7 separate regions of the Homo sapiens genome follow, and regions 1, 2, 3, 5, 6 and 7 are each linked to region 4. The links are chromatin contacts, found by Hi-C or POLR2A ChIA-PET in ENCODE. All regions are on one chromosome and are shown on one strand. The core of a region is the stretch at or near the end of the contact, and the rest is flanking DNA. Distances in the headings are between cores, read along the strand shown. Region 1 holds the start of PRKD2 (protein kinase D2). Region 2 holds the start of GRWD1 (glutamate rich WD repeat containing 1). Region 3 holds the start of ODAD1 (outer dynein arm docking complex subunit 1). Region 4 holds the start of BICRA-AS2 (BICRA antisense RNA 2). Region 5 holds the start of CYTH2 (cytohesin 2). Region 6 holds the start of DACT3 (dishevelled binding antagonist of beta catenin 3). Region 7 holds the start of SLC1A5 (solute carrier family 1 member 5).

The links. Hi-C counts contacts between places; a loop is a spot of excess contacts on that map. ChIA-PET counts read pairs that join two places held with the same protein, here RNA polymerase II (POLR2A). Pooled maps may share reads with other maps.
Region 1: a map with no recorded cell type shows a loop between it and region 4 (11-fold over the local background). The contact joins the promoter of PRKD2 here to the promoter of BICRA-AS2 in region 4. A Hi-C loop is called at or near these places in 4 of 37 single-sample maps with no recorded cell type and 7 of 50 pooled maps.
Region 2: a pooled map shows a loop between it and region 4 (7-fold over the local background). The contact joins the promoter of GRWD1 here to the promoter of BICRA-AS2 in region 4. A Hi-C loop is called at or near these places in 6 of 50 pooled maps.
Region 3: a loop to region 4 is called in a map of naive thymus-derived CD4-positive, alpha-beta T cell, with 5 times the contacts of the local background. The contact joins the promoter of ODAD1 here to the promoter of BICRA-AS2 in region 4. A Hi-C loop is called at or near these places in 1 of 168 maps with a recorded cell type or tissue (naive thymus-derived CD4-positive, alpha-beta T cell), 6 of 37 single-sample maps with no recorded cell type and 11 of 50 pooled maps. POLR2A ChIA-PET finds 5 or more read pairs at or near these places in 1 of 52 experiments (BJ).
Region 5: a pooled map shows a loop between it and region 4 (7-fold over the local background). The contact joins the promoter of CYTH2 here to the promoter of BICRA-AS2 in region 4. A Hi-C loop is called at or near these places in 1 of 37 single-sample maps with no recorded cell type and 7 of 50 pooled maps.
Region 6: a pooled map shows a loop between it and region 4 (6-fold over the local background). The contact joins the promoter of DACT3 here to the promoter of BICRA-AS2 in region 4. A Hi-C loop is called at or near these places in 5 of 50 pooled maps.
Region 7: a pooled map shows a loop between it and region 4 (6-fold over the local background). The contact joins the promoter of SLC1A5 here to the promoter of BICRA-AS2 in region 4. A Hi-C loop is called at or near these places in 2 of 37 single-sample maps with no recorded cell type and 6 of 50 pooled maps.

What each region holds. Positions count from the first base shown.
Region 1 is chr19:46,715,807-46,718,506 of GRCh38, reverse strand. PRKD2 (protein kinase D2) reads left to right here and starts at 1,393. Exons shown (of 18, transcript NM_016457.5): 1 at 1,393-2,376. The coding sequence starts at 2,137. It overlaps LOC107987269, which reads left to right. Exons shown (of 4, transcript XM_017027568.2): 2 at 5-154; 3 at 531-708; 4 at 1,330-1,973. The coding sequence ends at 1,696. RefSeq lists an enhancer at 98-147 and silencers at 1,268-1,427, 1,448-1,497.
Region 2 is chr19:48,444,571-48,447,270 of GRCh38, reverse strand. GRWD1 (glutamate rich WD repeat containing 1) reads right to left here and starts at 1,288. Exons shown (of 7, transcript NM_031485.4): 1 at 1,079-1,288; 2 at 769-886; 3 at 428-590. The coding sequence starts at 1,265. GRIN2D (glutamate ionotropic receptor NMDA type subunit 2D) reads right to left here. Exons shown (of 14, transcript NM_000836.4): 14 at 2,340-2,700. RefSeq lists enhancers at 1,208-1,297, 1,458-1,537.
Region 3 is chr19:48,320,561-48,323,260 of GRCh38, reverse strand. It overlaps ODAD1 (outer dynein arm docking complex subunit 1), which reads left to right and starts at 1,290. Exons shown (of 16, transcript NM_001364171.2): 1 at 1,290-1,583; 2 at 2,450-2,489. It overlaps LOC124904735 (a long non-coding RNA gene), which reads right to left and starts at 1,793. Exons shown (of 2, transcript XR_007067284.1): 1 at 1,284-1,793; 2 at 1-471. RefSeq lists enhancers at 786-845, 856-915, 1,135-1,429, 1,436-1,675 and silencers at 1,026-1,315, 1,786-1,905.
Region 4 is chr19:47,607,335-47,610,034 of GRCh38, reverse strand. BICRA-AS2 (BICRA antisense RNA 2) reads left to right here and starts at 1,406. Exons shown (of 1, transcript NR_186352.1): 1 at 1,406-2,162. BICRA (BRD4 interacting chromatin remodeling complex associated protein) reads right to left here and starts at 901. Exons shown (of 15, transcript NM_001394372.1): 1 at 867-901. RefSeq lists silencers at 717-786, 857-906, 967-1,016, 1,127-1,506, 1,567-1,646 and 3 more.
Region 5 is chr19:48,468,027-48,470,726 of GRCh38, reverse strand. It overlaps CYTH2 (cytohesin 2), which reads right to left and starts at 1,358. Exons shown (of 12, transcript NM_004228.7): 1 at 1,201-1,358; 2 at 227-374; 3 at 58-124. The coding sequence starts at 1,219. LOC105372430 (a long non-coding RNA gene) reads left to right here and starts at 1,194. Exons shown (of 3, transcript NR_186576.1): 1 at 1,194-1,716. RefSeq lists a silencer at 1,153-1,342 and enhancers at 706-1,699, 1,893-2,052, 1,757-2,257.
Region 6 is chr19:46,659,918-46,662,617 of GRCh38, reverse strand. DACT3 (dishevelled binding antagonist of beta catenin 3) reads left to right here and starts at 1,436. Exons shown (of 4, transcript NM_145056.3): 1 at 1,436-1,802. The coding sequence starts at 1,554. DACT3-AS1 (DACT3 antisense RNA 1) reads right to left here and starts at 2,254. Exons shown (of 3, transcript NR_040042.1): 1 at 2,210-2,254. RefSeq lists silencers at 1,059-1,178, 1,389-1,638.
Region 7 is chr19:46,787,296-46,789,995 of GRCh38, reverse strand. It overlaps SLC1A5 (solute carrier family 1 member 5), which reads left to right and starts at 1,402. Exons shown (of 8, transcript NM_005628.3): 1 at 1,402-2,596. The coding sequence starts at 2,031. RefSeq lists silencers at 1,085-1,244, 2,215-2,264, 2,275-2,324 and enhancers at 1,190-1,484, 1,133-1,734.

The sequences.
Region 1 (2,700 bases), core at 144-2,643, 890 kb after region 4:
TCAGCCCCAGCCCCCGGATGTGGTGACAGAATCGATACTGTACCGACCTCAGCTACCCCCAACGGCCGTACACCAGGAAGAGGGGCTCTTCTGGCAGCCCCCATCCTCAGCCAGCCCTGCCATTTCCAGTCCTGCCAGCATCCCAGCCAGACAGGTGGCCCTTCTCTTAGAGCTCAAACCTAGGCCTTGACTTGTCAATCAAAGGGGTGGGTGGGGCAGCTTCCCTCAAGCAACTTCACTCTGGGATCTTGGGCAAGACGTTTTGCTTCTCTGAGGCTTCAGCTTATTCTGTGTAAACTAAATGGTAGCCACTATTTGATTATTAGCTGGGGAGGAGAGATCAAGCCTGACCCCTGTAGCGGCTGGAGTTTTACAGCAGGGCCCACCCAGCACCCAGTAGGTCCTCACAGATACTTGCTGGGTGACTGAATGGGTGTGCCCACCCATCAAAGCCTGAGTGCTGGAGGTGGCCACCCCTTTCCGCGTATTATCAGAGACAACCACCTCTTACTGAACTGCTGCGTTTCCAGGCACCAGTATACCATGGCATCGGCTCCCACCATCCCATGTGGGGTCAGTCCTATTACAGTCCCAACAGATGGAGGGACTGAGGCTCACAGAGAAGCCACTCACCCAAAGTCACATGGAGAGAAAGACACGCACACGTACTCCACATCCCCAGGAGACACACTCTGCATCTATGAAGTGGTATGGGTGTGCTGTCCTCCCTCGGGGCAGCCCCACACTATCCTAAGGCGGGGTTGGGGTGGGCGGGGGGATGGACCCTCCCCACCCATCCAGTTAGCGCCATGCACCTTGCCCACCATCGCTGGAGACAGACCTAAGGCGAGCCCCTTCCTACCCATCTGGAGGCCTCGGTCTTTCCATGTGTTAAATGGGCTGGGGCCGGGGGACGCTCTGCAGCACCCCCTTCCCTGGGCTGGGACGCGGCGGGGAGGGCAGGGGTGACGCTCGGAGAACAGAGAGGCCGAACCCAGAGAGCGGGCCGGGACCTGATACCGATTTCCCACCCGTCCCCTGCCATGGGCGCCGGACGCCTGCCGGAGAGGGCTCCCCTCCTTAAAGGGCCAGTGGCCTCCAAGCCCGACGCCTGCGACCGGCGGTGGGTGATAGTGTTTCCCCTCCCTGTCCAGCCGAGGGAAAAGTTAACTTTCCAGGCTTGGCTGTGTTCAGGGAAGGAACTGGTCTCGCCTGCCTGCCCTCCATCCCTCACACCATCCCTTGTCCCGGACCCTGGAGGCGGAGGTCCAGCCCCCAACTCGGAGGCCCCGGGCCCACCCTCCCCTTCCGCCCCCGGCCCCTCGGCAGGCTCCGCCCCTCTCTGACGTCGCCGAGGCCCGCGCCGATTGGTCGACTGCACTGTCGCTCCGGACACTTCCTCCTGGGCCGCCGCCGCCGCCGCCGACTTAAACTTTGGAGGGGGAAAAAGAGCTACTGGCGCCTGGCGACCCTCCCTGCCCCCCACCCAACCCCGCTCCGGCAACGCCCCCTTCCTCACGGCTCCCGACCGAACTTTTCTCCAACTTCTGCGACTCGTGAGATTCCCTTCTACCCACTCCGGCCCTCGGGACCCCTCTGCCCATCCCCTGGCCGGTCGGGTCCCTGCGAACCCCTTTATCTCTGGAATCCACTCGGTCCCCGACTCAGAGACTCCTGCCCTCCACCCCCAAGGTGAATTCCCCCGGGCCGCCTTCTGAGTGGGATCCTCTTCTTGGAGCACTGGATCCTGGGATTCCCTCTGCCCCCTTCTCAATCCCTCCTCTAGGGAAGGGGCCTTTGAATCGCGGGCTCTCCTGATCCCTGTGACCCCGACCTACTAGATTTCCTCTCAGGCTTCTTGGAATCTCAATCGCTGGGACCTCCAACCCACTACTTTTCTCCTTTCTGATCTTCTGGGAGCCCTGGATTCCGGGCCTCTGACCCACTATAGTGCCTTTCTCTCCTTCCCAGGACCCCGCCATCCTCAGGTCCCCTCCGCCTGCCAGATCTTTTCTCGGATCCCCGCTCTCCCACCACCTGCTCACGAGATCCCGCGGATCTAGAACCCAGGGTCCCCCGGGGCCCCCCGGCCGGGTCCCGGGTGGGCTCCAGGCGGCCGGTCCCCGGCCTCCCCCCATGGCCACCGCCCCCTCTTATCCCGCCGGGCTCCCTGGCTCTCCCGGGCCGGGGTCTCCTCCGCCCCCCGGCGGCCTAGAGCTGCAGTCGCCGCCACCGCTACTGCCCCAGATCCCGGCCCCGGGTTCCGGGGTCTCCTTTCACATCCAGATCGGGCTGACCCGCGAGTTCGTGCTGTTGCCCGCCGCCTCCGAGCTGGCTCATGTGAAGCAGCTGGCCTGTTCCATCGTGGACCAGAAGGTGAGGGCGCAGGCTCCCTGGATCCAGCTCGGGGAGAGGTTGAAGGAGGGGGCGCTGGCAGAGGGGTCTGGGGCCTGGTGTGCGGAAGAGGGAGGAAGGAGACCTGAGCTTTGGGTGATGGAGGGATAGGGGGCATTGCCCCCCTCCATTGCCCCTCTCCCCACCATCCCTTTGAGAGAGGACTGGGCAGGGGTGGGGTGCCCCAGAGGCCTCCCCAAATTTCATGTCCCTGCATGTCGTTGTTTTCTGCAGCAAACAGGGAGGAAGGGAGGGGCCAGCCAGGTGTAGAGAGGGGAGGAAGGGGCAGCAGATGTCGGCGGACCT
Region 2 (2,700 bases), core at 39-2,538, 840 kb before region 4:
CATCTCAAAAAAAAACCAAAAAACAAAAAATTAGAAGGGCCTGGTGGCAGGCGCCTATAGCCCCAGCTACTTGGGAGGCTGAGGCAGGAGAATCCCTTGAACCTGGGAAGGGGAGGTTGCAGTGAGCCAAGATCGCACCACTGCACTCCAGCCTGGACAACAGAGCGAGACTCCATCTCAAAAAAAAAAAAAAAAAAAATGGGCCAGGCACGGTGGCTCACGCTTGTAATCCCAGCACTTTGGGAGGCAGAGGTTGCAGTGAGCCGAGGCTGCGCCACTGCACTCCAGCCTGGGTGACAGAGCGAGACTACGTCTCAAAAAAAAAAAAAAAAAAAAGAACATGAGGAGGTGTTGGGAGTTATGGACACAGGGGATGGGTCAGATGTGTTTCAGAGTATGCAGAGCAGGCTCCTGGGACCATACTTACCCGAACTCGGTTGATGCCACCATAGTGGGGCACCATGGCCAGCTCCAGCTGAGGTTTCCGCTCTTCTTCATCCTCTTCATCTTCCTCCTCTTCTTCTTCATCACTGCCCTCTGAGGGTGGGGGCTTTGTCCCATGCAGATTGTGCATCCGAAGCATCATCAGTCTGGGAGAAATTGTGGGGTGAGTTAGGCACTAGATTCCAGGATTCTTAGGAAGGAGAGAGGCTGGAAACCCAGACTCCTGGATCTGCGAGAGGCAGAAACTGGAAGCCCTAACTCCTGGGTGCTGAGGAAGGGGCTGGAAACTGAGCCTCCTGGTCCTGGAAAAGCCTCGGGTCTTACCTGTTGCTCTGGGCGCTCTCAGCCTGGGTCCCAGCACACAAGTAAAGTGTAAGAGGAAGCTCTGTCCGGTTGTCTCCCAGGTGATCCCGGACTATGTCAAAGCTGAGACAGGGGGCGCCTGGGGATGGAAGGCGGGGTTTACGAGTTAAGACGGGACAGTAAGAGCTCAGTCCCCACCTCCCTCATGGATCAACCGCCTCCGGTATGAAATCACTTCTCTTAGACCCCAGCCTTCTCTTCCCGAGCACCTCTCAGGTTAAAGGCTCGGGATCAGCCACCTCAGGACCCTGGAGTCCGGACTCAGCCCTACCAGTCTGCGCTCGGTGGTAGAGCACATAGGCCTCCTCGTCCATGACCAGCTCCTCCCCTTCGCGTAGCGGCGGCCCCCGGCCGGGCAGGTAGACCTGGGCCGGGCCCTCGGAACTTGTGTCGCCGGACTCGGCTTCCATGGGTTCCCCGGTTTCACACGTGCGCCGCCGACCCTTGCGCGCCGCCATCTTCGAACCCTCTCGCTGCTGACACCCGGTAAGAGCGTCACTTCCGGGTTTCGCTTTCCGCCTAATGAGATCCGCCCTACTGCGCGGTTACCTTGGAAACTCCTGGGACCGCTAATCGGAGAGGGTGCGGAAACGCTGGAGGAGAACTCAGGTAATGGCGCCAGCGAAAGAAGCCTGCGGATACGGAGAAACTGCATCTTCGCGTGACTTTGGGCGCTGTTCCTCGCGGTAGTGGCAAGGCCTTCTGGGAGTTGTAGTTCTACGGGAGGCTTGTTTTCCCCATTGTCCAGTTTGATTCCGAGAGCGTTCTTTCCAGTTAATTAATTATTCATATATGCAAATTTGCTCTTTCACTGGCAAGGAGACTGAGTTTCTACTCCCCGAGGACCCATAAGGCCGGTTTCTTTTCCTCTCTCTGTTGTGATGGCTTTCATTTGTTTCAAAAATGCTTTCTTGTAGACAGGATGGATATTATCTGTAAGTTAGGCGGTTCAATCTACCCTCTAGGGGCAGTCAATTGCCTAACCAGACATTCACATTTCAGCTCTGGTCAGCGAGCACTTAATCAGAAAGTCCACCCTCTGGAGGCAGCTATTACAAGTGCTTCGTCTCTCTTTATCGCCCATCAGCACCAGCGGTTTGGCTAATTGACATAATGAAATGTTAGAAATAGATTCTCATTGGTGAGATTAACAGCATTCAAGATAATGCGGATTGGCTGGGATATGTCAGACACTCTCCTAGCTTGCATGAACAGGATATTGAGAATGTAGCAAGCCTTGGTACCTATAGCCATAGGAAATAAAACCATACCTTTGATCTTAATATGTTTTGTCTCCGGGATCTATCTCACCACTCTCTTGGGGTCTCTTATCTGCCCCAGTACCCTCTCGACTTTCTTTTCAGGGTCTCTTCCCACCTCCTCTTTCTTGGTCTTTGTCTCCCCAGGCACCTCCTTTCAGAGTCTCTGTTCTCTCTCTAATTCTGTCTCCTCTTCCCCTGTGGGACTTTTGTGTTTCTGTTTCCTCCAGAGAATTTGAGGGGGGCTAACAGATACGGAGCTTAGGCTTGGACTGAGGAGGCATAAAAACATGGTTTATTCCAAACACTGCAATGTGGAATAAGAGAGTGGGAAGGGAAGTTGGTGGAGAAGTGTGGACTCCCAGACCCTCCCCTCCGCAACCCAGCCCCAGACCCGGCTGGAGATCTGGGCAGAGGAGGCTTTTTGGAGGTCTGCTGGGTCATCACTGAAGGGTCGCAAATAAGGGTTGGATTTGGAGAGGATGTGCTTGGTGGCAAGTGGGGTGGTCCGGAGGTGCGGCAGGGTGGGAAGTTTTGGCTTCAGGGAGGTTGGGTTCATCGCGGTGCAAGGGAAGGCGGGGCTTCCGTTGGGGACGTGTCCTAGGTCAGAGTAGGGAAAAGCGACCGAGGGTGG
Region 3 (2,700 bases), core at 41-2,540, 710 kb before region 4:
TTGGCCTCCCAAAATGATGGGATTACAGGCGTAAGACACTGTGCCTGGCCCCAAAGGTTTACTGTTAACTATTATTATTAATTTTGGGGATATTAAATTAGGGTCGGGGTGATGACTACTATGTACACGAGTCTCTTGGGAGGGGACCAGGTGCCCAGAACTCTGATAAATTGAGAGCAGGGGAATTCAAATCCTGGATCCAGGGAAGGGAACTGGATGATGGGATGTCTGGGTATCTGATGGGCCAGAGCTGGGTTTGGGATAGCTGTTGGTGATTCGGGCTCCCTGAGGGGGTGAGGGATGGACAGTTCAGTGCTTGGCTGGGTACCCCAAGACCTGGAAGCTGGAATACCAGTATAGCACAGACTCTAGAGCCACACTGGTTGGACTCAAAATCCAAGCTGTTTTACTCAATGGCTGTGTAATTTTTGGCAAGTTACTAATAACTTCTCTATGCCTCAGTCTCTTCATCTGAAAAATAGAGATAATAGTAAATACATTATAGGGCAGTTCTTAGGGTAGTGCTAGTCATATCAGGCATTGGGGCTCTGAGTGGAGTCAGTACTGGGGGACCCTGATTCAGGATCTCTAGGAGTTGGGGAAGGGGCAAATTCTTGGGTCCATTGGGTCTCAAGGCTAAAGTTGGGAATCCAAAATGAGGGTCCCTGGGGGAGAATAAGTAGTCTCAAACTTAAGTGCCTGAGAGACAGAAACTGGGGTCCGCACTCAGATCCCTAAGGAAGTTGCAAAGTCTGGGTCACTGAAGGAAAAATTAGGGGCTGGGGAGACATACGTTCCTCTTGGGGAGCAGGAAAAGAGGGCTCCACTTTCTTGAGAGGACTAGGGGGAGCCAGGGGCTAGGAAGATGGAAACTTGAGCCGGGGAGGTGAAAAACACGAGTCTAGGACTCAGAATCAAGTTCCCTGAGTGGGATCGGCGCCAGGCTTGGGTACCCTGGGGATATTAGGGGGGTCCCCGCACTATGGCTATGTAGAAGGGGAAGAATCAAAGGATCTGAGGGTGGCGGCGGGATCTCCCCATCCTGGGCCTCCGAGATTATGAGCTGAGCTGAGCGTACGCAGGCCGCTTCCTCCCACAGGAAACCGCAGGCTTCGGGCACACCCAGCCTGCAGGGAGAGGCGCCCACTGCCCGCCCGCCCGGGGAGGCCCACGTGGGCAGCAGCCGCCGCCGCGGAGGGGGCGTGCCTTACAGAGCGAGTGGGTGTAACCAGAGGGGGCGTGGCCAGAAACCGGGGGGCGGTATGGAGTGCCCGAGGTCTCACCCACTTCCGCCCTCCAGCGCGCGGACGTGGTAGGCGGCCAAGCGTTTTTGGCTGCTTCCCGGGAAGCCGTTGGTCGCGCTTGCGTAGTGAACCGCTGAGGCTGTGTTGAGCGCTCCTTCTCCGCGCAACTCCCGGCTTCGACACCGCCTTCCTTCCTATGAATCCTTAATTTAACGTGGTCACAGTCAGCTTAAGACCGGCACCTCTCGGGCTCCGTCTTGTAGGACCTCGGCCTGGCTTCGAGGGCTTCCATACAGGTCACCGCAGGCTCTTTCAACTCCCGCCGCTTCCAGGCCCGCGGTACTAGTGAGACCTCAGCCTCGACCTCCCCAGGACCATTTCGACCTCCCGCAGGCCTTCAAGGCCTGAGCGCCTCCCGATTAGCCCGCCCTTCACCGCCCTTCCACCGGGCCCCTCGTAAGGCCTTCCAAACGCGACCCTCGAAGCCCGCCCCTTACGGGGAAGCCCCTCCGCTCGCTGTCTGCGAAGCCCCGTCCTGTACTGGTGTCCGTGCCCCTCCCCTCGCCGGCCCCGAAGCCCCGCCCCTCGAAGTTCTTCCCACTCACTCTCCTCACAGGTCTCAGCCCCGCCCATCACAGCTCCCTACGGCACGCCCCTCTCAGGCCTCACAGCCGTGCACCTCTCAGGGCTCCGCAGCACCGCTCCACAGGCCCTCCCGGCTCCGCCCCTTTCAGGACCTCGCCGCCCATCAGTTTTGTTTGTTTGTTTGTTTGTTTTTTGAGACGGAGTCTCGCTCTGTCGCCCAGGCTGGAGTGCAGTGGCGGGATCTCGGCTCACTGCAACCTCCGCCTCCCGGGTTCAAGCGATTCTCCTGCCCCAGCCTCCTGAGTAGCTGGGATTACAGGCACGAGCCGCCATGTCCGGCTAATTTTTTGTACTTTTAGTAGAGACGGGGTTTCACCATGTTGGCCAGGTTGGTCTCGAACTCGTGACCTCAAGTGATGCGCCCGCCTCGGCCTCCCAAAATGCTGGGATTGCAGGCGTGAGCCACCGCGCCTGGCCTTGCCCATCAGTTCTCAGTCCGTGGGAACCCTGCAGGTCTACGCCTCGCATCCTTCTCCGCCCCTCCTCCCATAGTTTCTCCCGCGGCCTCAGTCCCTCCCTGGCCGCTGTCCTCAGTCCTCATTGGTCCCTTATCTCCCCAGTAACCAGACCACAACACTGAACTTGGAGCACCAAGAACAGGTCAGGCCCGTCGGCAGGTAGGGCCCAGGACTCCCCCGACCCTGCCCAACCCCCACTACAGCAGGCCGGGGTTTCCCCCTCTCCTGCGACCAAACAGCCTGGCCTCAGATATCCTGAGAGCCCAGGAGGCCTGTCCCCTGCCAAACCCGCGCCAGAATCGGAGCCTAGACGCAAGACCCAGAGTGTGAGAGGTGGGAGGGCTGGAGAGGTG
Region 4 (2,700 bases), core at 157-2,656:
GCCGAGGGGTAGGAGATGGGGGGCCGCCCCGAACCTCGGGAAGTGACAGGAGGCGCTCACCCCCCCCACCCCCGTAACGGCCCCCTCCGGGATGAGCCTCAGCTGGGGGTGGGGGAGGGGGTCACCTCCCTCTATTGCCGGGGGCTGGGGGTCAAGTCAACTCCTTTCATTGTTTAGGGGCGGTGCGAAGGGGGGAGCCCCGGTGGCCTCCTTCCCCATCCATCCCTCCCCAGCTTTCCAGGGCCCCCCACTGTCCGCGACACCCACGGGAGGGATTTGGGGAGGGGGCGCAGGGGCCGAGCGAGGCGGGGAGATGCAGGCTCTCCGCCTCCGGCCGGGAGATCACCGCCCGCTGCCCGGTGGCCTTCGCCTTCCCCGAAAGGCGGGGAGCGGGGCGAGGGGAGGGGGCCGGGACGGGGAGGGGGTCTCCGCGCCCCTCCCCCCGTGGAACGTTAGGTCTCCTCTCTCCGCCGCTCCATTGTATCCCCGGCAGCCGGCGGGAGGGCCGGGGAGGCACTGGGCGCCGGGTCTGGGCAGGGAAGCCGGTTGGGGGGGGGTCCCCATAGGATCGGGGCGGCGGCGGTGGTGGAAGAGACGCGGGGCTGGGGGTGCCGGTGGCGGTGGGCGCCGAGCAGGAAAAAAAAAAAAAAAAAAAAAAGGAGGCAGCGGGCGCTGCGCCCCGGCTGGGGGGCTGAGTGTGAGAGTGTCGCGGGGGTGGGTTCGGCCCCGGCTCCGGCTCCCCCCACACACACCCTCGCCGCCAACCCCCACTCCCCCCTCGCTTTTGCGCCCTGTCACAGCCCCGACTCGCAGGTAGAGAGAGTTAAGAGATTTAAAGAGAAATTGCTACATTGTGAGAAACTCACCCTGATGTTTGAGCAGCCGTCGGCGCGGGGTCTCCGAGACGGCCCCGCACGGGCTGCAAAGGGAGGACCCAGAAGGGGCCGGCCGGCCGGGCCGGTCAGCGCACTGCCTGATCGCATGGCGGCCGCTCGGCAGCCGCTGCCGGGCCCCCGCCGCCGCCCCGCGCCCAGGCCCGCGCGCCCCGGGCCCGCGCCCGTTCCGGGGAGCGCCCCTCGGGTATGCAAAAAAAAAAAAAATTTTTTTTAATTAAATGCAAACGGAAAAAAAAAAAAAAAAACCTCTCAGGTTTTGTGTTCCGCCCCCCACCCCCTTCCTCCTCCTCCTCCTCCTCCTCTTCCCTCCGCCCTCGCCGGAGGAGGGGCTTCAGGAATCCCCGCCCCGCGTCCGGGCGGACCAGCCCCGGCCCCGCCAGGCCGAGCGGCGGGACCCGGAGCCAATGGGAGGCTGCGGACGTCCGGGGACTGGGCCCTCCGCGCCGGCGCCGCCCCCGCCCCCAGCCCCAGTCCCGGGGGTTCAGGGGCGCGCCTGCTCGAGCTCGGGTGTAGTTTGTCGACTGCCTCGAGCCCTGATCCGGATGCTGGGGCGCGGGGGAGCTGAAGGGATCCGCGCTCCCAGACCGCCGGTCCGGCTGGGGAGGGGGCGCCGTGCGTCCTGGGCGCGTCCCCTGAGGCGGAGGACGGTCGTCCGGCGGGAGGACGCGTCCAGGGGGAGCGCCGCAGGTCCGAAAAGATAGCGGGAGTCGAGGATGAAGGAAATGGAGGGGATGGAGGGGAGTTCCCCCCGGAGGTGGGACCGCGCCGGAGCCCAGAGTTGGAGCCTGACAGGGTGGAAGGCGGCGGGGACTTCGGGGTGACAGGCCGGGACCCCAGGCGTGGCTCGATCACTCACCCTAGCTGGTCTCCGTCGAGCCACGGCGGCGCCGGGGAGGCGGGTCGGGCCTGCCTCGGAGCCTGTCCCCGGCCGCTCTGGCCGCGCTGATGGGATTCCCAGAAGCCCCAGGACGCCGCGGTGGTGTCGGGTCCGTTTCCGCCCCACCAGGCCGTAAACGCCCTGCTGGCGGGACACGGATTCACGCGTTGCCCTTAGCGAGCGCTTGGTGAGCGCCCACTGTGTGCGCTGCGCAGTGCTGGGGGCCCAGTGGGGACACAGAGCCCCCGGACCTGCCCTCCCGATGCTTGCAGCCCAGGGAGATTTATACTTTGTTTTAGTCCCTTCTGCCTCCCCAGTGCCCTAGAAAAGCTCGTGCACACAGTAGGTGAATGCGGGTTGAATAAATGAGTAATCGAGACAGATTGTGATTTTGTTGTTGTTGTGTTATATTTTGTTTTGTTTTGAGACGGAGTTTCGCTCTTTCGCCCAGGCTGGAGTGCAGTGGCACGATCTAGGCTCACCGCAACCTCCGTCCCCTGGGTTCAAGCTATTCTCGGCCTCCCAAAGTGCCCGGCCTCTGTTTTTTTAAGCCTTAACATGTGTTCTAGTATCTTGGCGGTACTACCCATAATATTTACTTCAACGTATTTTTTTTTTTTATAATTTATCGGCCAGGCGCAGTGGCTCACACCTGTAATCCCAACACTTTGGGAGGCCGAGGAGGGTAGATCACCTGAGGTCAGGAGTTCGAGACCAGCCTGGCCAACATGGTGAAACCCCTTCTCTACTAATAATACAAAACTTAGCTGGGTGTGGTGGTGCACGCCTGTAATCCCAGCTGCTTGGGAGGCTGAGGCAGGAGAATCGCTTGAATCCGGAAGGCAGAGGTTGCAGTGAGCCGAGATCACACCATTGCACTCCAGCCTGGGCGACAAGAGGGAAACTCTGTCTCAAAAATAGTAATAA
Region 5 (2,700 bases), core at 109-2,608, 860 kb before region 4:
CAGAAGCCCCTGCCTGGATGTTTGCCCAGCTGATCCCAGTCCTGTGGCCCCAAGCACCTTCTTGGGGTCCATGTTGAACTTCTTCCTGCCCATTGCCATCTTCCGGTTCCGTTGCAAGGTCTTACTGCAGGAGCAGAGAGCAGGGTTGGGGGTGGAGGGTCAATGCCTGGGCATCCCTGGCCTCAGCCAACCCCACGCCCCCTAGGTCATCCGCCCCAGCCCTCACCTGCCCTCATTGGCCTCCAGCCCCTCCACCTCGCTCATGGCTTCACTGAGCTCCTCCCGCAGGCGCTGAATCTCCACCAGCAGCTCCTGCTTCCGCCGCCGGATGTTCTCCAGCTCCATCCGCTCCTCCGGAGTCAGGTCTGGGGGTTCTAGGGATCGGGGTCAAGGTTTAAAAGTCAGTGCTAGGGGCCGTGAGCCTGAATTCCTGCAATCTGGGGGCGGACAGAGCTGGGAGAGGATGTGTAAGGGGCTTCCTATGTCTGCACAGAAGAATGGGCTGGGGGCCTGGATTCCTCCCTGCAGAGGAGAAAGAGCTGGGGCTCTAAACTCTTGAGTCCTGGGGGACAAGGGGAATTGGGGCCCGGATTCCTGAGTCTGAGGGAGAAGGGGAATGGGTGCCTGAGCTCTTAGATCTGAGGGAAGAAAGGGCTGGGGGCCTCGGCTTCTAGGTCCATTACTTGGAAGGGGACTGAGGCCTTGGTTTTCTGACTCCATTACTGGCGAGGTAGCTGGGGACCTGGTTATCCGGACTACTGGGTCCATGAAAAGTCACTACAGCCGGGGGAACTGATGACAGCTCAGGAGAGTTGGGAAGGTGGGGCGGGACATCGAAGGCCCCCGCCCCCCAAGATTTCTCCCCTCCCCGCAACCCAAGCGCCCCTCCCCGGCCCCGGCAGGCGCTGGGCTCGCCCGCCCCTCCAGCGGGAATGGTTCCGCCCCGGCCTCGCCTCCACCACTCCATCCCGCCCCTCCCGCCGCCACCGGAAACAGGCTCAGCCCAAACAATGGCCTGGAACGCCCGGCTTTCGGGCCCCGCCGGAAGCCCGTCCAGCGCCCAACAAAAGCGGCGCGACAAGTCTACGACTGAGCCGAACGCTTCTGGGCGCCGCGCGCCAGGGGGAAACGTTCGCGGCGGAACGTTCAGGAGAAAACGCTCCAGCAACTCCCAGCCGACCCCGCCCCTCCCCGACCTACCATAGACGCCGTCCTCCATGGCGGCTAGGAAGGCCCGCGGGGAATCCGGGGCGGTCCCGCCAGTCGGGCCTGGATCCGCGTTGGCCCGCGGGCTCGGGTGAGCCCGCTCAAACGCCCCGGGAGCCACCGCCGCCTCCTCAGCGCCAGTCCTCAGCGCTGAAAAGACTCTTCCCTTCGTCGCCCAACCGCCCCTTCAGTAGGGACCGCCCCTCTTTTTGACACTGTCCAATCCACAGTGGGCGCTTTCGTCCTCCCCGCCCTCGCCACCAAAGGATCGTTCTCCAGGGCCAACAGTCGTACAAAAAGCCGGTGTAGGTATGTCCGGCCAGAGGTAGACGGCCCGCGGGGCCAATCGGAGTGCAGGCAGGGCAGCAGGCCCCGCCTCCGAAACAACAGAAAGCACTTGACAGGCTTGCTCTCCAATGAGAAGCCCCGGAAAAGTGTCGCGCGGAGGCGGAGCCACGCGGTACAGCCACCTCTGCGCCTGCTCAAAGGCCCTGGACACTTGGAGTCTAGGTAAACCGAGCCCCGCCTCCGATAATACGTTGCTAGGGGGCGGTACTTTGTTAGTCTTGTTGCTAGGAGGCGGGGCTAGAACTGGCTTGTTTCCGTAAGCCACACCTCCTAGCAGGCCATGCTGGCTTCTGACCGCAAAGGTTGCCATGCAACCGGGAGCGGCTTTAGGCCTCCTTTTCTTTTGCATTTCTTCTCCGCGTATTTCCCCTCCTCTCAGCCCCTTCTTACCGCCGAACTCCTTCTTTATCACCATCTATGCCCTCCCCATCCCCCTCAGCCTCTTCGGAGTCGTGGAGTGGTGAAACAAAAGACTTCTTCGTTTTTTCTTTTTTTTTTTTTTTTGAGACAGAGTCTTGCTCTGTCGCCCAAGCTGGAGTGCAGTTGCGCGATCTCGGTTCACTGCAACCTCCGCCTCCCGGGTTCAAGCAATTCTCCTGCCTCAGCCTCCCGAGTAGCTGGGATTACAGGGTTGCACCATGATGGTGCATGCCTGGCTATTTTTTGTATTTTTAATAGAGACGGGCGTTTCACCATGTTGGCCAAGCTGGTCTCGAACTCCTGACCTCATGATCCGCCCACCTTGGCCCTCCAAAGTGCTGGGGTTACAGGCGTGAGCCACCGCGCCTGGCCAAGATTTACTTTTTTCTAAATGCTATGCTATTTGGTATCGGTCATGGGGAATGGAACAGGGGAAGGTGAAATTTAGTGAAAGCACAGGCTCGGCCTTCCTGGCACCTTCTGCCGCTCAGACTCCTCCCTCATTTCTCCAAACTCCTTCCTTTAGCTTAGCATCCTCCTAAGACTCCTCCCTTCCCCAAGCATCCTCCTGCTAAGACAACTCCCCTTTCCTCAGCATCCTCCCACCTCTCTGATTCCTTCTCCCATCTCAGAGGCCTTTTTTCCTCTCTGGCTCCCCTCACGTCACGGTCCCCCTTGTCCTCTCATACTCTTGCCCTTTTTTTTTTTTTTTTTTTTTTTGAGACA
Region 6 (2,700 bases), core at 187-2,686, 950 kb after region 4:
GCTCTTAATCCATGGAAGACACTGCTCCAAGTACCTAATACATTTCATTGAATCCTCAGAACAACTGTATGAGGCAGCCAGTATTATGATCCCGTGATCAGATGAAGAAACGGTGGCACAGAGAGGTTAAGTAAGTTTTCCAAGGTCACACAGCTGGAAAGTGACAGATCTGTGACTCACCCCGAGGAAGTCTGGCTCCTGGAGACTTTGCTGTCTATCGCCACTATCAATTTCTCTCCATCTCACCACCAGAAGGTCACTTCGTGCACGGGGAATCATAAAAGAGGGAATTTCTTGTATGATCTTCTGGGCCTTGGCTTTTAGGGAGCCAAGGTCTGTCTGAGAGATGAGTATGAATATTAGAGCTAGGTCTTGGAAGTTGGTAGAGGCAGGCTCGGCGTAGTGATACAGATTGGCCGCCTGAGGGTGCCCCAGCCCTGCTTGCGGAGCCTGGAGAGACAGCAGGAAGCCTTGGAAACGAATGTCAGGCTCAGACTCCTAGGACCAGAGAACGTTGAGAATAGAGCATCATAGAAGGCTGAGAACAAAGCCCCTTAGAACGTAGAACAAAGGCCCCTGGAATGGAAGAATGATGAGCACACATCCTCCTAGCACCTGGGAGACAAAAGCTGCTTAGACTCTCTTCTGGTCAAAGCATAGAATCTTCCACCCAGGGTCTTATAATTCCAGAATTTGGAATGCAATCGATCTTAGACTCTTAGCAGCAAGACCGGCTACATATTTGGCCTAGTGCAAAGTGAAAATAAGGGGCCCCTTGCTCAAAAACTAAAAATTTCAAGACAGAAATTGCAGAACATTCAACCAAGCGCGAAGACCCTTCTAAGTGGATTCCAAGCCGGTGAAGCCGGCCCTAAGTAGAAACAATTTCATCGGAGGACGTCCGTCTGGTTTTACAGCTGAGTGTCTGGGAAGGCTTCTTGGAAGAGGAGGCGAAGTCAGGGCTCGACCCCCTAACCCTTTTCTCCCCCTGCGCAGCCTCAGAAGCTGAAGGTTGGGCGGGGTGGAGGGGTAGGAGCAGCTGCCAAACTGTCACGTGTACCCATTCCCTATTTATAGATCACCCTTCCCCTCGCGCCGGACAGTCCAATGGTAGCCAGCGCTCGCCCGCAAGAGGGTGGAACCTGCTGCAGGACCGGCCAGGCACAGACCAATGGCATTGAAGCAAGGGCGGGCTTGTTTCATTGTGACGCGTGGGGGGGCGTGGCCAGGGCCCCGAGGCAGTTGCACGGAGGGGGCGTGGCGAGCGGAGTGAGTAGGCAGTTGCGAGCATGCGTCGTGTTGGGCGGTGCGGTTGCACGCCCGAGAGTCTTCGTCAGGAAGCTTATTCGCCAATAGGCGGCTGTTGCTCGGTCGCCGGGGGCGTGGCCATGCAGATAAGGCGCGGGTGGGCGGCCCAATGGGCGGGCGCCTATGCAGATGAGACGGTGACAGCCCGGCCAGCGGGCGGGCGGGCAGGCTGCTGGGGCGGGGAGGTGGGACCGGGAGAGGGGTGGCCGCGGGGCCCGGCCGGGCTGGGGCGGGGGGCCGCAGCCATGATCCGGGCCTTCTCGTTCCCGGTGAGCCCTGAGCGGGGCCGGCTGCGGGGCTGGCTGGAGGGTAGCCTGGCCGGGCTCTGCGAGTTACATTGGCTCCGGGAGAGGCAGGAGTACCGCGTGCAGCAGGCGCTGCGGCTGGCCCAGCCCGGAATGGGGGGCGCCGAGGCCGAGGACGAGGAGGACGCCGATGAGGATGAAGATGCGGCGGCGGCGCGCCGGGCCGCAGCGGCCCTGGAGGAGCAGCTGGTAAGGGGCTGCCTGTCCGTCCGTCCCTCCACCCCCGTCTGTGTCTGTCTGTCTCGGTTGGATGCTCAGACACCGGGCGGGGGTTGGGGACCCGGGTAGGCAGGGAGTGAGAAAGGACAGGGGGTGGGGCTGGCGACCCCGGAGTTCCGGCGGCGGGCCGGACCTGGCCTCCCCGCCCCCAAATCGGGGGAGGGGGAACTGCATCGCCCCCACTGGGGCCTCGTGAGAAACACAGGCCCTGTCTCTTACACCCCTTCCCCAAAGAAAATCCTTGTGGGCGCCAAGTATGTGTCAAACCCGAGACCGGGTACTTTGCAGGCGTTGTCTTCTTGCGGCTTGGGAAACGGGGTGATAGTCCCCATTTAACAGAGAAACAAATTGAGGCTCAGAGAGAGCAAGCGACTCACCCAAGGTGACACAGCCAGGCTCCAAACATGCCCTTCTCTGGGCCCCGCCACCAGGGCTCCATCTTCCCTAAGTCCTGGTGTGCTTGGAGATCTCTGGAGGGGGCGGGGTGGGAGGAGGGGAATCTCAGGGCCTCCAGAGGGAGGGACCACTGCTGAGAGGAAGCTCACAGTCCCTGAGGACCCCCCACTGGGATCTTGACCCTTTGGTGACACTTCCCCTGCTTCCTACCTGGCCCCAGCTCTCCTTGACCCAAGGGGAGGCAGGTCGAGGCAGCGCCTGGGGGAGACTTCTGGACTCTGGGTGTTCTCATGGTGGAAGATGGGCAGAGGTCTCCGGAATGACTTGAGGACGCCCCATGCCTCTCCCCTTTCTATGTCATTCCTTGAGTCTCCCGATCTCGTCCTGGGTTCTGTCACTCTCTCCGTCCTGCCACATCCCTGTGACTTTCTGTGTCTGCTTCTCTTTCTTCATCCTGTCTCTCTGTCTCTGT
Region 7 (2,700 bases), core at 153-2,652, 820 kb after region 4:
AATAAATAACTTTTTTTTTTTTGAGGTGGAGTCTCACTCTGTCACCCAGGCTGGAGTGCAGTGGTGAGATCTCGGCTCTTCGCAACCTCTGCCTCCTGGATTCAAGCAATTCTTCTGCCTCAGCCTCCTGAGTAGCTGGGATTACAGGCATGTGCCACCACACCCAGCTAATTTTTGCATTTTCAGCAGAGACAGGGTTTTGCCATGTTGGCCAGGCTCGTCTGGAACTCCTGACCTCAAGTGATCTGCCCGCATCAACTCCCAAAGTGGTGGGATAACAGGCGTGAGCCACTGCGCCCGGCCGTATTATCTCATTTGAACCCTTGCAACACTCAAGGCGGTATGACTTATTATTATTCCCATTTACACATATGAAGACTGAGCCTCATAGAGGTTGTAAATTACCTGAGGCCTCACAGCTGCTGTAGGAGGAAGCTTCTGACATTACCACTACAATCTTTGAGCAAGCATGAAAGCCTGAAATGTCACAGAACAGGCTAGAGATGGGAAAGGAATGAGGATTTCAACACTGTCAGGTGGAGTAAGGAATCATAATTCATTGTTAACCTCCCAAACGGCCACTAACAGAGAATTTGGGGAGGCAGCAGAGTGGGTGCGGTTAGGGGCTTGGGAGGTGGGCATGCACGTGTCATCCTCTCTAGGTGTGGCCTCAAGGTGAATGACTTCCTCTGCCTCTGGGGTTCAAGCGATTCTCCTGCCTCAGGCTTCCAGTAGCTGGGATTACAGGCACGTGCCACCACACCAGGTAATTTTTGTATTTTTAGTAGAGACGGGTTTCACCATGTTGGCCAGGCTGGTCTCGACCTCCTGACCTCAAGTGATCCGCCCGCTTCACCTCCCAAAGTGGTGGGATTACAGGCTTGAGCCACGGCTCCCTAAATAAATACATCAATTTTATTTAAATCTTACAGCAATCATATGAGACAAAAGCTTTTAACACCTGCACTTTATATTCGAGGAATTAAAGTTCTCAGAGGCGACTAAAGACCAAACTCAGGGCTGAGGAGTTCCAAAGCTGAGTTGAGTTGCAAATGAATCACCGAGGACCACCGGAGCTTTCTAGCGACCCTCGCACCAGGGAACGAACCCCTGTGGTTTAAGGGCTCCAACCCACAACCCAGTTCCTTTGGCGGGAAACAGCACCCTCCCAAGGCCCCGCCCCTTCCTGGCCCCGCCCCGTCGTCTCTGGGCCCGGCTCCTGGAGATGGGTATTATTAATCTGCCTTCTATGGGGGACCTGGCCCATCTCGGGTATCAGCCCCGCCCCTACTCGTCCAGTCTCCGAACGCTCTGCAGCCAATCGGCGCCCGAGGGTCGGTCCCCGCCTTCTCAAGCCCCGCCCCCTACCCTTATCCCTGGCAGCTTCCGCTAAACGGGCTCAGAGCCACGCGGCACGCCCGGGAGGCTTTCTCTGGCTGGTAACCGCTACTCCCGGACACCAGACCACCGCCTTCCGTACACAGGGGCCCGCATCCCACCCTCCCGGACCTAAGAGCCTGGGTCCCCTGTTTCCGGAGGTCCGCTTCCCGGCCCCCAGATTCTGGCATCCCAGCCCTCAGTGTCCAAGACCCAGGCAGCCCGGGTCCCCGCCTCCCGGATCCAGGCGTCCGGGATCTGCGCCACCAGAACCTAGCCTCCTGCAGACCTCCGCCATCTGGGGGCACTCAACCTCCTGGAGCCAAGGGCCCCACGTCCCACCCAGAGAAACTCTCGTATTCCCAGCTCCTAGGGCCAAGGAACCCGGGCGCTCCGAACTCCCAGCTTTCGGACATCTGGCACACGGGGCAGAGCAGAGAAGCCTCAGCGCCCAGCCTGGGGAATTTAAACACTCCAGCTTCCAAGAGCCAAGGAACTTCAGTGCTGTGAACTCACAACTCTAAGGAGCCCTCCAAAGTTCCAGTCTCCAGGTGCTGTTACTCAACTCAGTCCTAGGAACGTCGGGTCCTGGGAAGGAGCCCAAGCGCTCCCAGCCAGCTTCCAGGCGCTAAGAAACCCCGGTGCTTCCCATCATGGTGGCCGATCCTCCTCGAGACTCCAAGGGGCTCGCAGCGGCGGAGCCCACCGCCAACGGGGGCCTGGCGCTGGCCTCCATCGAGGACCAAGGCGCGGCAGCAGGCGGCTACTGCGGTTCCCGGGACCAGGTGCGCCGCTGCCTTCGAGCCAACCTGCTTGTGCTGCTGACAGTGGTGGCCGTGGTGGCCGGCGTGGCGCTGGGACTGGGGGTGTCGGGGGCCGGGGGTGCGCTGGCGTTGGGCCCGGAGCGCTTGAGCGCCTTCGTCTTCCCGGGCGAGCTGCTGCTGCGTCTGCTGCGGATGATCATCTTGCCGCTGGTGGTGTGCAGCTTGATCGGCGGCGCCGCCAGCCTGGACCCCGGCGCGCTCGGCCGTCTGGGCGCCTGGGCGCTGCTCTTTTTCCTGGTCACCACGCTGCTGGCGTCGGCGCTCGGAGTGGGCTTGGCGCTGGCTCTGCAGCCGGGCGCCGCCTCCGCCGCCATCAACGCCTCCGTGGGAGCCGCGGGCAGTGCCGAAAATGCCCCCAGCAAGGAGGTGCTCGATTCGTTCCTGGATCTTGCGAGGTCAGCTCCCGCTCCCCCGGGAGGTGGGGAAGAGTGTTACGGATGGCGGGAGTGGTCACGTGGACAGGACGGGGCTTTGGGGCCCCTGGAGCAGAGACTTCCCT